5 separate regions of the Homo sapiens genome follow, and all the other regions are linked to region 2. A link is a contact called in ENCODE Hi-C or POLR2A ChIA-PET data. All regions are on one chromosome and are shown on one strand. The core of a region is the stretch at or near the end of the contact, and the rest is flanking DNA. Distances in the headings are between cores, read along the strand shown. Region 1 holds the start of PGM2 (phosphoglucomutase 2). Region 2 holds the start of WDR19 (WD repeat domain 19). Region 3 overlaps TBC1D1 (TBC1 domain family member 1). Region 4 overlaps TBC1D1 (TBC1 domain family member 1). Region 5 overlaps LOC124900693 (a long non-coding RNA gene).

Region 1 (2,700 bases), core at 148-2,647, 1.4 Mb after region 2:
TTATTTGTAGGGGCCAGAGAATGGTAAATAAAGACAAAGACCTGACCCCTACTGACCTTGTAATCTTCTTTGTTCATTCAAGTATTTCAGTGACCTACTATGTGTCATGCACTATGCCTATGCCAGGCACTACAAACCAAGGTAGTGAGAATAGAGAGGCCTGGCCACATAATTTATGGAGGTCCAGTGCACAATGAAAGTGGGTGACCTCTTGTTTTACCAGTAAGACTTTCAAGACAGGACAGCAGGACATTAAAACAACAGTGGGCCCTTCAAGGAGCGCGAGTCCTGTGAGACTGCAGGGGTCTCTCGCCCCTGAAGTCGGCCCTGGAGACAGACATTAAACAAACCTACAAACAAGTGTTTTTGGAGTTTTTTGTTTTTACCATTTGTAGTAAGAGCTATAAAGGAAAATAACAGACTGTTTAGAGTGAATATTAGGGATAAATAATTTAACGCTTCGGAGCCAAGGAAGGACTGACTCTCTACGTAAGCCACATTTAAGTTCAGGCACAAAATATGAGTCACAACGGGAGAAACAAGTTCAGCAGGAGAGCAGCGAGGGACATTCCGAGAAAACCTAACAGCAAGCAGAACAGGTCGAAAGGGCGAGACGCAAGTTTATAGAGAGGAGAGGGAGTGATGTCCAGAGCTGGGTTCCTGATTCTAAGAAACGGAATGAAGAGAGAGAAAACCGTGCTGTGTCCCAGGTGTGCCTCCCTGGCAGTCAAAGTTCTAAGGGGGACTCCTGAAGCCAGGCGGGCCCACCCGGGAGGACAACCCACGTTTGTAACCAAGCCCTCGGGATGGGAGGACCGGACCAGAACGCTGCTCTGCAAAGGTCTCAGCGGCCAAAGGAATACGCGGGACGGAGCGATTCTGGGTCCATGGGGATGCACAGCCGACTACCGACGACGAGCCAGCGGTCTGAGTGACAGTAAGGCGTGCGCCCCTCAACTAGACAGCGTCCAGGGTCTGGCCGCGCTTACACCACCCTGGCTCGCTCCTCTACTCCGAACTTGCAGTCCGGCCGGCCGGATGGCTGGTTTCGTCCGGGGACAAGCCTTCCCGGCCTAACTCTGAACGTGCCGCATGCCGGCCAGGTCGAAGGAAGCCTAGCAGCGGCCGTACGCTCCTGGGTCTTCCCGGGGGAGAAGCGGGATGCACTGGGCGGGAAGGCAGCTCAGGCAGAGCAAGCAGCGCCGCGCCTGGAGAGGGCAGAGCACCCGGCCCCGCTCCAGGCGCTCCCCGCCTGCTGGTGCCCCTCACCTTGTCCCAGCGCAGCCACTGGGCGGTCTCCTGGTCCAGCCGGGCGTCCTCGCCTAGACCGCTGCCTTCTGGAGCCGCCATCGCTGAGCTTGTGCTACCGCTGCAGAGGGAAGCAGGCGGTGAGATCTGCCTTCCGGCCCGGCCCCAAGACGTGGAGGCGGAGGCGGGGGCGGGGAGAGCCGCGGCGGAGCCAGTCGGTCCGGGGGAAAGTGACGCGCGCCGCGGCGGGCACGCCTCCTTGCCGTTTGCGGGTGCGCTGCAGGGGGTGGGAGTGAGCGAGGAGGAATTGCGGGGCTAGGGTGGGTTGCTGGAACCTGGCACGTGTGAGAAGGGTTTGCCATCGTCTCTGATGCATCCAGGCTACAGCCAGCCGTGAGTTCCTGCTGCGCGCCAGGCACATGTCAGATGCTGGGATACCAGGAAGTGCACCCAGATAGGGGCCTGAAGACTATGTAGAAACTCAGAGGGTCAAGAACAGCCAGAAAAAAATCTTGAAAAAGAAAAGCAAAGTAGGAAGACCAGTGGAACATAAGATAGAGACCAGAAACAAAAATACACGTGTATGGACAATTTATTTCAGAGGCGGGGCTGCAGAGCACAGGAAGGAACTATTTTTGGTTAATGGTGCTCGGTCAAAGGGATATCCACGTAGGGAAAAGAAAAAAGGGAACTTGGCCCCCTACCTCCCATCACACACAGCTCTGAACTCCAGATCAATTGTATCTCTAAGTGCGAAAGGTAGTGTAGCAGGAGGAGCCGCAGACAAAACTCCTCAGACACCGGATTAAAGAAGGAAGAGGTTTTTATTCGGCCGGGAGCGTCGGCAGACTCGCGTCTTAAGAGCCGAGCTCCCTGAAAAAGAAATTCCTAGCCATTTTAAGGGCTTACAACGCTAAGGGGTCTGTCTACGTGAAAGGGTCATGATAGATCAAGTAAGCGTGAGGAACGTGACTGGGGGCTACATACATCAGCTAACAGAACAAGAAGTTTTACAGTGCTTTCTCATACGATGTCTGGAATTTACGGATAACGCCAGTAGTTTTGGTCAGGGGTTAATATTATTATTATTATTTTAACCACCAGGGCCAGGTGGTGGCGCCAAGGTCGTCTAGCTATTTATCTTACTTCTGTTTTTTTCCAACTTTTTGCTTTCTCTCTTTTCTCCTGTCTTATAAACTAGGGAAAAGGGGAGGTGGGGGAGAAGCTGGGAAGGACAGCAGAAATGGTGGTCTCTTTCCATAGTAGCGTGAAACTTAGGGAAACTAACATAGGAGCACATCTTCCTGACGCTGGTATCACCAAGCCATAAAGAAGATGCATACCCATAAGCATAAAAAAGCACGGGCAAGAATATTTCTAGCAGCATTATTTGTAAAAGCCTCAAACTGGAAACAACCCAGATGACCATCGACAATACAATGGATAAATACT
Region 2 (2,700 bases), core at 31-2,530:
CCAAAAAACCAAGACTTAAATTTTGTTTGTAGCTTATTAGCTGTAGGGCTTTAAGTAAGTCGTTTAAATTGCCTCCAGCAAAAAATTCTCAACTGTAAATCATGAATAATAACTCTTCACTTCTAATATTTCATAAATTGTAAAGAGCTTTAGAAATAAAAATGGGAGTTATGATTACTGGTCCGTCAATTCCAATTTCCACACTAATAGCCACGAAGAAGCATGAGGACATCTAAAATAATTTTAAAATTGAGCCTTCCAGCCGGGCGCGGTGGCTCACGCCTGTAATCTCAGCACTTTGGGAGCCCGAGGTCGGGGGATCATGAGGTCAGGAGAGTGACAGCATCCTGGCTAACACGGTGAAACCCCATCTCTACTAAAAATACAAAAAATTAGCTGGGTGTGGTGGCACGCGCCTGTAGTCCCAGCTACTCGGGGGGCTGAGGCAGGAGAATCGCTTGAACCCAGGAGGTGGAGGTTGCAGGGAGCAGAGATTGCGCCACTGCACTCCAGCCTGGGTAACAGAGCGAGACTCAGTAAAAAAAAAAAAAAAAAAAAGCCTTCCATTTCTTTGCCAGAGCAGAGCAAGGGGGGACTGCTCTGATAAATCAGAAAGTGGGGTGAACAAGAAGCCCAAGCCTAGAAACCGTGCGTGCAGAGGATGAGGCACATGAGCGTGAGACCTGAGTTTTCGGGTGCAGATTTCCCGTCAATAATGTACACTCGCTAGCAGGTGATTGGACTGGTCACAGGTAATACATTTTGAAGTTATTCTTTAGGAGGCTTTTCATTCTTTTTAAGGCGCTGGGCAGCTGCGCGGCTTGCCAGAGGCTTAGCCCCAAGAAATGAGGTAGCTCGTGACATCGGACCCAGTCAACTTCACAGCGACCCTCCAAACGCGTTAACTCGACCAGTTCTTTCCGCGTGCGAAGCTGGGGTATCTTTAGATCCAGTCCGCTCATTTCGGCCAGGGAGGGGTTCCCACTTTCTGCACCGCTTCTACGGCGTCTGCAGTCCCCAAAACGAGAGGCCTCTCTCTCCGCCCTCTCCTCTCCTCCTATTTTCTTTCCTTTCTCTCGTCCCTTCAGCTTCGCCCCCGCTCTCTCTGGCCACCTCTCTCTCTCTCTCTCTTCCTCATTTCCAACGAACTCAGAAGGGAGAGGGACAGATATCCTCTTTTAAAAGCGACCAAGGGCCAGTAGTCGCGTTTTCCCGCCCCACCCCGGGAATTTGTAAGTTATTTACCTTCATCTCCACGCTCGAGCCGCTACGCGAACTATGAAGTACGCAGGCGCACCCGGTCTCCACCAAGCAGGCTACCGCGTTCCCGTCACCCAGGAGACCGCGCGAGCAGCGACCAATCAGCGAGTGCTAATTGAAAGGCGGTGCCTCGAGGGGCCGGGCCAAGCGCACCGCCCTCTGCGAGGGTGGGTGAGAGGCGGAGGGTGGAATCACATGACATCAGAGACGCTAACCCTGGGAAGTTGGGCGTCGCGAGGCCTTGCTGAGCCTCGGCTTCCTGGCTGGCTCTGATTGGATGAGATTCGTCCGGGAGAGACGGGCTCTGTGAGCCCTCAAAGGCGCGTGCGTAAATTTTGGACCGCGATGACTAAGATGTCAGTGCTGGCCAAAGGGGGCGCCGAGAAGCTGAAGGAAAGAAGACGCAGAATGTTAGATTAAAGGAGGCAGGATGGGCTAAATACTCCTATACAGTCCACGCAAAGAGGGGTTGGACGAGCTCGGGTATATCTTTTTTTCTTCCAGGTTTCTGGGGTAGAAGGGAGGAGGCATAAGAGGTACAATAGTTTATTTCAAGGTAGGGTTGTTGGTGCTTTTTTTTTTTCAGTTTCACCAAAATCTTTTTTTTTTTTCAATGTCAACAAAATGTGCTAGCTAACGTGGGCAGGAAAAATGAGCTCCAATAGTTTTCCTTTAGAGTTTGGATCTGGCAGCTTTTCCCCAAGTATAAAGCCCTGTTGTACAGTATTTGTGCTGCATTATTTATAGCATGAAAGTGCATCTTTTACCCAAGCGTCTGAAAGTGTTGAAACAGTCTACCTTTTGCTTTTCTTTTCGACATCAGGTAGGAATCTGATTGGCTTAGAGAAAGTTAATCAATGATTTGAAATAACTAATAATGAATGTTTGCAAATTCTTAAGTAGGGTGCTATGCCTTTGCACTGGGGTTTTCAGTTACGTTACGACAGGGGTCCGGATCCAGACCCCAAGAGAGGGTTCTTGGATCGCGCGCAAGAAAGAATTCAGGGCGAGTTCTCAGTGCTGAGAAAAGCAAGTTTATTAAAACACGTAAAGTGGTGAAAGGACAGCTACTCCATAGACAGAGTAGGACATTCCTGAAAGCAAGAGAAGGGACGCATCCACCCTAGGTACAATGCTTGTATATATGGGGAGATGTGCTCTGCTACAAGGGTTTGTGATCAAAGATTAATTTTCTTAATTATTTTGCAGGAATTGATATTATTATCTTTAAAGCAAAATTAGGAATGCCTTTGTTCTCCAGATATCCCGATATCTGGGTCTGTTTTAGTAAACATTATTAATTTATTCCCTTAATCGTAAACATCTAGAGGCGAGGAATGCCCAAATTCTGAGAATTCAGCCCAGCAAGTCTCAGCCTCATTTTCCTAGCCCTCACTCAAAATGGAATCGCTCTGGTTCAAACGCCTCTGACAGTTAGGT
Region 3 (2,898 bases), core at 244-2,743, 1.1 Mb after region 2:
TGGGGGTGATGCTGGACCTGGCCAGCTCTGGTCTCCGTGCTGCACCTCAGTGCTTGCTCTGCACACCCTCCTGCGTGCACAGTCTCAACTGGTCTTTCTTCTGTATGTCCTCACCTGAGTATATCCGTGTTGAAATGGAAGTTTCTAGAGGGGAGAACTGAGACCTTCATTAATCAAATCTTTGTATATGCACCAAGGACTCACAAAGAATTATCATCTCTTCTGGTTTGTTATATTTATTTCTGTGTTACTTTCCTCCTTTACCATCCCTCTGTGGACCTAGCTGGTTTTGCTCATAGAAGTTAAAAGCTCTTAGATTCTCTTTGAGTAATGACAACGGCTGGCATTCAGCTAACAGGCCACGGCATCCTGAATCCAAGTTCATCTCTGGGCCTGTCCCCTAAAAGAGTTAAGTGCAGAAACAGCCTCTCAGAAAGCTCTGGGACTGCCTGACCTTAGCAAAGGACAATCTGTCTGCTCCATAATAAAAAGGACCCATTCTCCCGGGATACCTTTGATCCCAACTATAAACAGATCAGGGTGGGAAAGGTCCTCTGGTCATGGGAAAGCCCAGCCTGCTGTTGCCTTTGGTGAGTTAATGAACTACCATATATTTGTGATTCAGGAAGCTGCTTTATAAATATGCTCTACCTGCAACTGTTCAAGGAGGTCAAGGTTCTGTTTGCGTAAGCTGCTGTTGGTTTTCTCTAATTTATCCATTCTTTGGTTGTCACTGAGAGGAGAGGAATCGATAAGTTCTTCTTGAAGGACGTGGTACTCAACTTCATAAGCTTGTAACTGTTTAGCGATGTCCATTTCAAATACCTGTTATAGAAAGAAAAGTCATCACGTACTAAAACTGAGAAAAACCCCACAAGTACAGGCAGGCGTCTGCAATCACGACAATGCGCACCTGTGAAGCGTCTCCTCTACGCTTAGCTCTACACTTGGTACTAGAAGTAATAAATAAGAAAAACTACGCACTGAGAAGGTAATAATTTTACTTGGGACAAAAGGATATAAGAAACATCTAGAAATAATTCCAAGGTAACATTAAGTACAGGTTTTTGATACTCACCTTCCAAAAGCCAAAAAAAAAAAAAAAACCTCTCATTTTTAAAGACATAAAAATTTATTTTTAGTTCTTATTTCACTTCTTTTCTCTGAAAATTCTGTTAGGTTAGATACATCAACTATGGGTTAAAAGGAGAAAAGAAACAAAAGAATCATAGCCTGTTTGCAGAGTCACCAAGTCAAAGTTTAATTATAGTTCAGTTGGGTTTTCAGAGTTACAAGAACAGCTAAGTAATGGGACTGTTTACTAAAAAACTCTCCTTTGCACACAAATATGCAGAAATGAGCCAAAACCCACATGTCACCCACACAGATGAGTGAATACGAAACGATGCCTGAGTTGTCTTCTTTCCCACAATAGTAATGGTGACGAAAACACCACACGTGTGAAAAACAACTCCTAAGTGCCTAAGTGACTCAAGCCGTCCGTGTCTGTACTTTCTCTTGGTAAGGAAGGCAGGGCGGAAAGCAGAATCAGAAGACAGCTGCTGCTGCTGCTGCCCAAGGCATTTCCTTTCTTTCCAGTTGTTTCTATGAGAGAACCCCAGGGGCTGGGGCCTCTCAGCACAGCAGTGAAGCCCTAACGTTTATCTGATGGATCTGAGAATGCAGTCAAGCTGGGACCATCTTAAAAGAAAAAAAAAAAAAACCCTGCTAGATCAGAACACACATTCAGAAAGTGAAGTCAGGCTTTAAAAGGGCAGAAACTGCCTCTCTATTGCATTGCCTTAAGCAACTCCAATATTGTTAAAAATCAGTGTAAAACTACTTCTTCTGATGGCTCCCTACTGGCATTCAAACTAGCCTATCTTCCCTGGAATCAATTTTCAAAAACCATGTTTCCTTTCTCACCATTCCCAACAATCTTATTTTCTCTTCCTTGAGATGAATTTTTCAGCTTGCTGTTTTTGATTCAGTGGATAATATTAATAAGGCACAAAAGTCATTTGATGCCTAAAAACTAAAATCCATTATATCTGTGGGGTGTGTGTGCATGTGTGCGAGGGGAGTAAGAGGGAGAGAGAGAATTGTTTACTGGATTGAACTGATTCTCTTTTGTCCTTCAGAGCGACCGTGAGGTCAGCAGGGATTATTATCTCCATTTGACAGCCGAGGTAACTGGCTCAGAGGCTTTGAGTCAGCCTTAAAATTGCGGCTCCACTGGCGACTCTATGAATGACTTGAGCTCGGTACTTAACCTCTCTCAGCCACAGTTCCTGGCCTCCCACCTGGGGCAGACAGCGCCTACCTCCCAGGATGGCTGTGAGAATTAAACGAGGCAACTCCTGGAAGTTCCCAGCACACGCCTGGCAGGTTGAGCAGGCGCTCTCTTAGCTAAGGGATCTGCTTCCACACACCTGCCACAAAACCCTCACATTTCAACCTCAGCAAAACCATCATCAATGGATGCCACGTCATGGAACTTCTGAATAGTCTGAACAGTAAAAACCACAAATGTTAAAACTGAGATTGTTTGGCACTCATGTATAATTATAAATATGGTGCTGAATAAATGTCATGTACACTATTACTTTTTTTCTTTCACAAAGATTTAAGTGATCTCCTAACCTGGAAAGCCTGGGAACAAAACCTCTGGCTTTTCCTACGGATTGATGTTCTGTGTTAAGTTAATGGCTCTCAGCAGTACCCAAAGCCATAAACTCTTCCAGGCCTCCATTAATCCCTAGGAACCACCCTGGGTCACAATCATCTCTGCTTAATTGCCTGATGATCTCCTGACTGCCAAGACTCCTAGGCCCTTCATTCTGCAGTTATGCCCCTGAATTTACCCCAAACCATGGCAATATGAGGCTGGTGGTCAAA
Region 4 (2,700 bases), core at 14-2,513, 1.2 Mb after region 2:
CTCCAAGGTGTTTCTCTCATGCAGTCAGAATTGAGAACCTCTGCAGACAGAATAGTCATTGCTCAAAGACACTGATAGTTTCCAGCCCTGATTGTCTATCAGAGTCACCTGTAATGGGAAGGTGGCCAAGTGAGAGAGAGAGTAGAGGGTCTCAGATGATTGGGCTGTTTTGGAGCAAAGGTCAAATTCTCAGAGACCTCAAAGAGCAAGCAGGTCATATAAATGTGTGAAGAGGGCAAGGTGTGAGAGGATAAAGAATGAAGTAACTACAGCATCTTAGAGAATGCATTCTCAATTATTAAAACACTCCACCTAGCCAAGTCAAATGTGTCAGCCCACTGAATTCAGCCACAGAGGTCATTATTGGTGTTGACCCATAATGTTGACTCTGGGTTTACTTAAAGCTTAGAAATATATTCTAGCAAGTGATTCTGATTATCAGCCAGGATCAAGAACCACTCTTACAGTTTTAGATCCTTTACTTTAAAATATATATATATAGTTGCTCTGTGGAAAGCAATAGGCTATCCAAATAGGACTGCAGAGATCTAAACACGATAGTATCTGATATGGTTTGGCTGTGTCCCCACCCAAATCTCATCTTGAATTGTAGCTCCCATAATTCCCATGAGTTGTGGGAGGGACACAGTGGGAGATAACTGAATCATGGGGGTGATTTCCCTCATCCTGTTCTCATGGTAGTGAATGAGTCTCATGAGATCTGATGGTTTTATAAGGCAAAACCCTTTTTGTTCGGCTCTCAATTCTTCTCCTGTCTGTTGCCGTGTAAGATGTGACTTGCTCCTTCTTGCCTTCTACCATGATTTTGAGGCCTCCCCAGCCACGTGGAATTGTGAGTCAATAAACCGCTTTCCTTTATAATTACCCAGTCTTAGGTATGTCTTTATTAACAGCATAAGAATAGACTAATACAGTATCCCTACAGAAATCTCAAATTGTTGTCTAAGTAACTTTAAAAGGATGCTTTAATGTCTCACCATCTCAGCACTCCTGAGACATTAACGGAGGACTTGAAAGGCAGGGGGGCCGGTCTGGGAACTGGAAGAGTTGCTTCCCTACTAAGCCTGACCATATCCCCACCAAAACAAACCCTGACACTCCTGCCCCAGCTCTTCTGCCAATTTCTTCTTTTGAGGAGGAACAAGAAGCAAGGGCGGCAAAACCTCCTGTAAGTTTAGGAGGTGATGCCAGGCAGGCTGCCCTCTAGTGGGGGGGGCCAGTGAGGCAGGGACACATGCAAAAGAATGACCTCACTCTGCCAGCTTGCTCCTCCCCACCCTAAGACCTGGTTAAAAATAGAGCCATTGTAATACAAACTCTACAAGGAAGTTCAACTGGGTTTCAAGTGAATCAGAACCACTTGGCAATGGATCAGGAATTCAGTTCACAAATATGAATATTCATTAGCACCTATTTTGGAAAGCCACAGAAGTCCTTGCAGGAAATAGCAAAATGGAGTCAGACCAGAATCCTGCCCTCAAGGGGCATAGAGGGTAGCAGGGAAGCTCAGGCAGGGAAAAGAGTGACAAAAGCCTGAAGTTATTTTCCCTCAAAGTCCAGGTGAAGCTTCGATGAGTTCCCAGAGGAAGGAAAATAACTTCAGGCTGCAAAGGAAAACCCAGCTTCCTGGCTGGTTTCAGGCCATTTACAGAAGGTGGAGAGGGAATGGGCTTTCCAGGAAGAAGGATCCGCATGGAGAAAGGCTTAGAAGATTAACGTTCTCTGGAAATCAGGCCTTGCATAGGAGGAGATAGGACAGAAATCAGAGCTTCATAGTGGAGAGGGAATGTTAGTGTAAGTTTGATGATATGCAATCATCTCTTACAAACAGAAAAATTTGTTTCCAAAGAAACCCATATTTGCCAAGGATAATACCAAATCCTGAAAATCTAATACTAAAAATCCCTCTGCATAAATTGAAAACATATATGCCCATGTAAAAATGTGTCCATGAATGTGCACAGCAGCACAACTCCCAAGAGTGGAAACAACCCAGCTGCCCTTCAACTGATGAATGGATCAACAAGATATGGTATATCCACACAATGGAATATTATTTGGCTATAAAAAGTAATGAAGTACTGATACATGCCACAGCACTGATGGACCTTGAAAGCACTATGCCAATTGAAATAAGCCAGTTACAAAAGACTGCATACTGTATGATTCTATTTATATGAAATATCCAGAACAGGCAAATCCATAGAGACAGAAAATAGACTAGTAGTTACCGGGGGCTGGAGAGAGGAGAAAATAGGGAGAGACTGCTAATGGGTGCAGGGTTTCTTTTTGCAGTGATGACAATGTTTTGGAATTAGATGGTGATGATGGTTACATTAATATACTAAATACCAAAATTTGTGGATTTACTAAATACCAAAATGTTACAGAATGTAAATTACATCTTAATTTTGGTAAATCCCGCTGTGTGATGATGATTGAATGACTTTAGGTAAGTTAAGTCACTGGGCCTTTGTAATAATGGATCCCACACTTAAAAGGGATAGTTTTGGCTGGGTGTGGTGACTCATGCCTGTAATCCCAGCACTTTTTGGGAGGCTGAGGCAGTGGATCACCCGAGGTCAAGAGTTCAAGGCCAGCCTGGCCAACGTGGTGAAACCCCATCTCCACCAAAAATACAAAAATTAGCCAGGCATGGTGGTAGTGGATGCCTGTAAT
Region 5 (2,700 bases), core at 53-2,552, 1.0 Mb after region 2:
TGAGATTTCTCATTAGAGTTGTGAAAGAAGCAATTGACAAAGCCCTAGATTCCAAGGCATTTTAGATCCATATTTAAGTTTGTTCAATATTGAAGGATGCTTAGGACCTTTAAGGATTACTTAAATCCTTGAACCCCACATCCTAACTAGCCTTTCCCCTCCTATCCCCAAGCCTACACGCATTTCTTTATCCTAGAATTATTTCTTAAATCATGGACTTTTACTGTGAAAAGGAACCTTGGGGCTGGGCACCATGGCTCACACCTGTAATCACAGCACCTTGGGAGGCCGAGACAGGTGAATCACAAGGTCAGGAGTTTGAGACCAGCCTGGCCAACATGCTGAAATCCTATCTCTACTAAAAATACAAATATTAGCTGGGTGTGGTGGTGCACCTGTAGTCCAACTACTTGGAAGGCTGAGGCAGGAGACTCGCTTGAACCTGAGAGGCACAGGTTGCAGTGAGCCAAGATTGCACCACTGCACTCCAGTTCAGGCGATAGTGCGAGACTCTGTCTCAAAAGAAAAAAAAAAAGAAAAGAAAAGGAACCTTGTAAGGATGAATCCATTCCACTTCCCTATTTTATTGCTGTGGAAACTGAGGCCCAGAGATATGGCTGACTTGCCGTAAGCTTTACAGTGAGTTCATGGTCAAGCCAAGATAAAGCCTCAATCTCCTGATTCCTGTTTCTGCAGCCAAAATCAATGACAAATGAAATGTGCACACAGTGTTTCATGATGGCAAAACCAGGGACAGAAATTTTACAGGAAATACCCATGGATACAGCCTGCCAAATGTACCTACTTGGTTGTGAGCATTATTAATTAGGTAATAAATGCAAAGGACATAGGACAGCGCCAAAATATTTTAACCGATGGATACTATTGTGGCAGAGCAAGCAGCATGTCCCAAGACCAGATGAGGGCCCCGTGGGAAAAGAAGCAGGTGTGGGGTAGTGTGGGGTGGTCTTGGGGCTTAAAGGCATGGACTGAAGACCTCAGCAGAGGGACTGGACGTGGCACCTCCAGAATCCCAGGAGCTGGGGAAAGAATCACATGAGACCACCTGAAGGGACAGAGGTGCTTCAGCCTGGGTCAATGGAACCACAGGCGAGAGCAGCCCAGCTGGAGGCCTTTGTGGAGCTCATGGCAGGGTCAGCTTTAATCATCAGCCAGGCTGCTCCAGGGAGGCCAGCTGTCCGGCCCAAAAGCCTTAGGCTGCCCAGCCACATGAGAGCTGTTTCATCCTCATACCTCTCCCCTTTCTGGGCTTCATTCCAGGAATGGAGGGAAATAGCAGCAAACAAAGGGAAGGAGGTGAGCAGAGGGAGGGGAAAGGAAGAGGGCCATGACCCCTTCCCAGGGCAGACTTCCTGGGTGAGACAGGTCCCAGCCAGGGAAGGAAAGAAGATTTAAAGCTAAATTGTTTCTGAAGTTTTAACTATTATCTGCAACTTGGAATGCTAAAATCTGAATGGAGGCCATTTTGTGCAATTCAAAGGATATTTTATTGTCTGAATGTGACCTTGAGATCTCTGGTCTACCCAAGTCATCAGCAGGGGTAGAGGAATGCTGCCCCTACCCAATAGAATTAATTTAAAGAGGCAATGAGAGGCCCCACAAAACTTAGATCTGCCCCTACTGCTGTCATGGGATTTATAGGTGATGATAGAAGATAGATAGATGATTGATAGATAGATAGATAGATAGATAGATGATAGATAGATAATAGATAGATTGATAGATAGATAGATAATAGACAGATGATAGGTAGATAGATGATAGATAGTAGATAGATGATAGATAATAGGTAGATGATAGATAGATGATAGACAGAAGATAGATAGATAATAGCTAATAGATGATAGATAATAGATTGATAGATGATAGGTAGGTAGATAAATCGAGAGATGATAGATAGGTAGACAGATGATAGATAGAGTTGCATTTTGTTCACAGTGTCCTTTCCACCTTTTTGTAATGTGCCAGTTACACGTGATCTTAATCGTCATTCTGGCTGTTACACATGTGCAGTGTTGTTTCCTAAATAAACACTCTCCACTAACAGGACCCACATTGATTCCACTCTCGTGCACTCACTCATGAGTCATAATTAATTTTTAGACACTCTTTGAAGAATCACCTTCCTGATTGTATGTATGAAAGTTTTATTTTCTATAGTAATACACATTATACAGGCCAATATGAATTCAACATAAGCTCAAAATGGCAATTATTGTCTTCTAATGTCTGCAAACTATAGAGTCCCATACAGTGTTTTCACTGTATGACCCAGACCTCCCCCATCATGCTCAGCCAAAAGCCTATTCTGTACAGATTACATTTAGTCAGTTTTTTATTCATTCATCATTCATTGGATTGGGTATCGTCTGTATGCAAATCCTTCTGTGGGGTGCTGGAGATACAAATTTGATAGCTGGATGGACACACAGTCCCTGCCCTCAATGCACCCATGATCTAGTACCATATGAATTGATGGATATTAAATTGTTATGATAACCAGCGATGAGGATGATGTCAGCATTGTTTACAAGTTGCCATGGGAGCACAGGAGGAAGTAGTTAGCTTTCTTTTGCAATGACTCAGATCAGGTTTCACAGAAGAGAAGATCAATGGGGCTGGAATGATCAGTAAGACTTTCCCAGGCAGCTGAAGGGGGTCATGTTAGGCAAAGGGAAG

Evidence for each region. A loop is a pair of places that touch in the nucleus more often than their neighbours do. ChIA-PET counts read pairs that join two places held with the same protein, here RNA polymerase II (POLR2A). Pooled maps may share reads with other maps.
Region 1: a map of CD8-positive, alpha-beta T cell shows a loop between it and region 2 (24-fold over the local background). The contact joins the promoter of PGM2 here to the promoter of WDR19 in region 2. A Hi-C loop is called at or near these places in 4 of 168 maps with a recorded cell type or tissue (B cell, CD8-positive, alpha-beta T cell and naive thymus-derived CD4-positive, alpha-beta T cell) and 11 of 50 pooled maps.
Region 3: a loop to region 2 is called in a map of naive thymus-derived CD4-positive, alpha-beta T cell, with 7 times the contacts of the local background. The contact joins the enhancer-like site here to the promoter of WDR19 in region 2. A Hi-C loop is called at or near these places in 1 of 168 maps with a recorded cell type or tissue (naive thymus-derived CD4-positive, alpha-beta T cell) and 10 of 50 pooled maps. POLR2A ChIA-PET finds 5 or more read pairs at or near these places in 1 of 52 experiments (naive thymus-derived CD8-positive, alpha-beta T cell).
Region 4: a map of CD8-positive, alpha-beta T cell shows a loop between it and region 2 (3-fold over the local background). The contact joins the enhancer-like site here to the promoter of WDR19 in region 2. A Hi-C loop is called at or near these places in 3 of 168 maps with a recorded cell type or tissue (CD8-positive, alpha-beta T cell and naive thymus-derived CD4-positive, alpha-beta T cell) and 9 of 50 pooled maps. POLR2A ChIA-PET finds 5 or more read pairs at or near these places in 2 of 52 experiments (activated T-cell and endothelial cell of umbilical vein).
Region 5: a loop to region 2 is called in a map of naive thymus-derived CD4-positive, alpha-beta T cell, with 2.6 times the contacts of the local background. The contact joins the enhancer-like site here to the promoter of WDR19 in region 2. A Hi-C loop is called at or near these places in 1 of 168 maps with a recorded cell type or tissue (naive thymus-derived CD4-positive, alpha-beta T cell) and 6 of 50 pooled maps. POLR2A ChIA-PET finds 5 or more read pairs at or near these places in 2 of 52 experiments (T-cell and activated T-cell).

What each region holds. Positions count from the first base shown.
Region 1 is chr4:37,825,383-37,828,082 of GRCh38, reverse strand. PGM2 (phosphoglucomutase 2) reads right to left here and starts at 1,397. Exons shown (of 14, transcript NM_018290.4): 1 at 1,270-1,397. The coding sequence starts at 1,350. RefSeq lists enhancers at 725-1,224, 1,225-1,726 and a silencer at 1,215-1,514.
Region 2 is chr4:39,181,109-39,183,808 of GRCh38, reverse strand. WDR19 (WD repeat domain 19) reads right to left here and starts at 1,280. Exons shown (of 37, transcript NM_025132.4): 1 at 1,246-1,280. The coding sequence starts at 1,251. RefSeq lists enhancers at 242-311, 1,012-1,161, 1,286-1,580, 1,432-1,611.
Region 3 is chr4:38,131,011-38,133,908 of GRCh38, reverse strand. TBC1D1 (TBC1 domain family member 1) reads right to left here. Exons shown (of 22, transcript NM_001396959.1): 21 at 652-825. Among named protein-coding and RNA genes, the nearest start is that of PTTG2, 170 kb to the right of the region's middle. RefSeq lists a silencer at 832-971. Within about 2 kb of position 1,493, at least 28 of the 41 ENCODE cell types and tissues checked have a DNase peak (open chromatin) inside an H3K27ac peak, as active enhancers do.
Region 4 is chr4:37,969,479-37,972,178 of GRCh38, reverse strand. All of the region lies in intron 2 of TBC1D1 (TBC1 domain family member 1), which reads right to left. Among named protein-coding and RNA genes, the nearest start is that of PTTG2, 10 kb to the right of the region's middle. Within about 2 kb of position 1,263, at least 8 of the 41 ENCODE cell types and tissues checked have a DNase peak (open chromatin) inside an H3K27ac peak, as active enhancers do.
Region 5 is chr4:38,160,998-38,163,697 of GRCh38, reverse strand. It overlaps LOC124900693 (a long non-coding RNA gene), which reads right to left. Exons shown (of 2, transcript XR_007058099.1): 2 at 2,152-2,700. Among named protein-coding and RNA genes, the nearest start is that of PTTG2, 200 kb to the right of the region's middle. RefSeq lists an enhancer at 2,350-2,700. Within about 2 kb of position 1,302, at least 16 of the 41 ENCODE cell types and tissues checked have a DNase peak (open chromatin) inside an H3K27ac peak, as active enhancers do.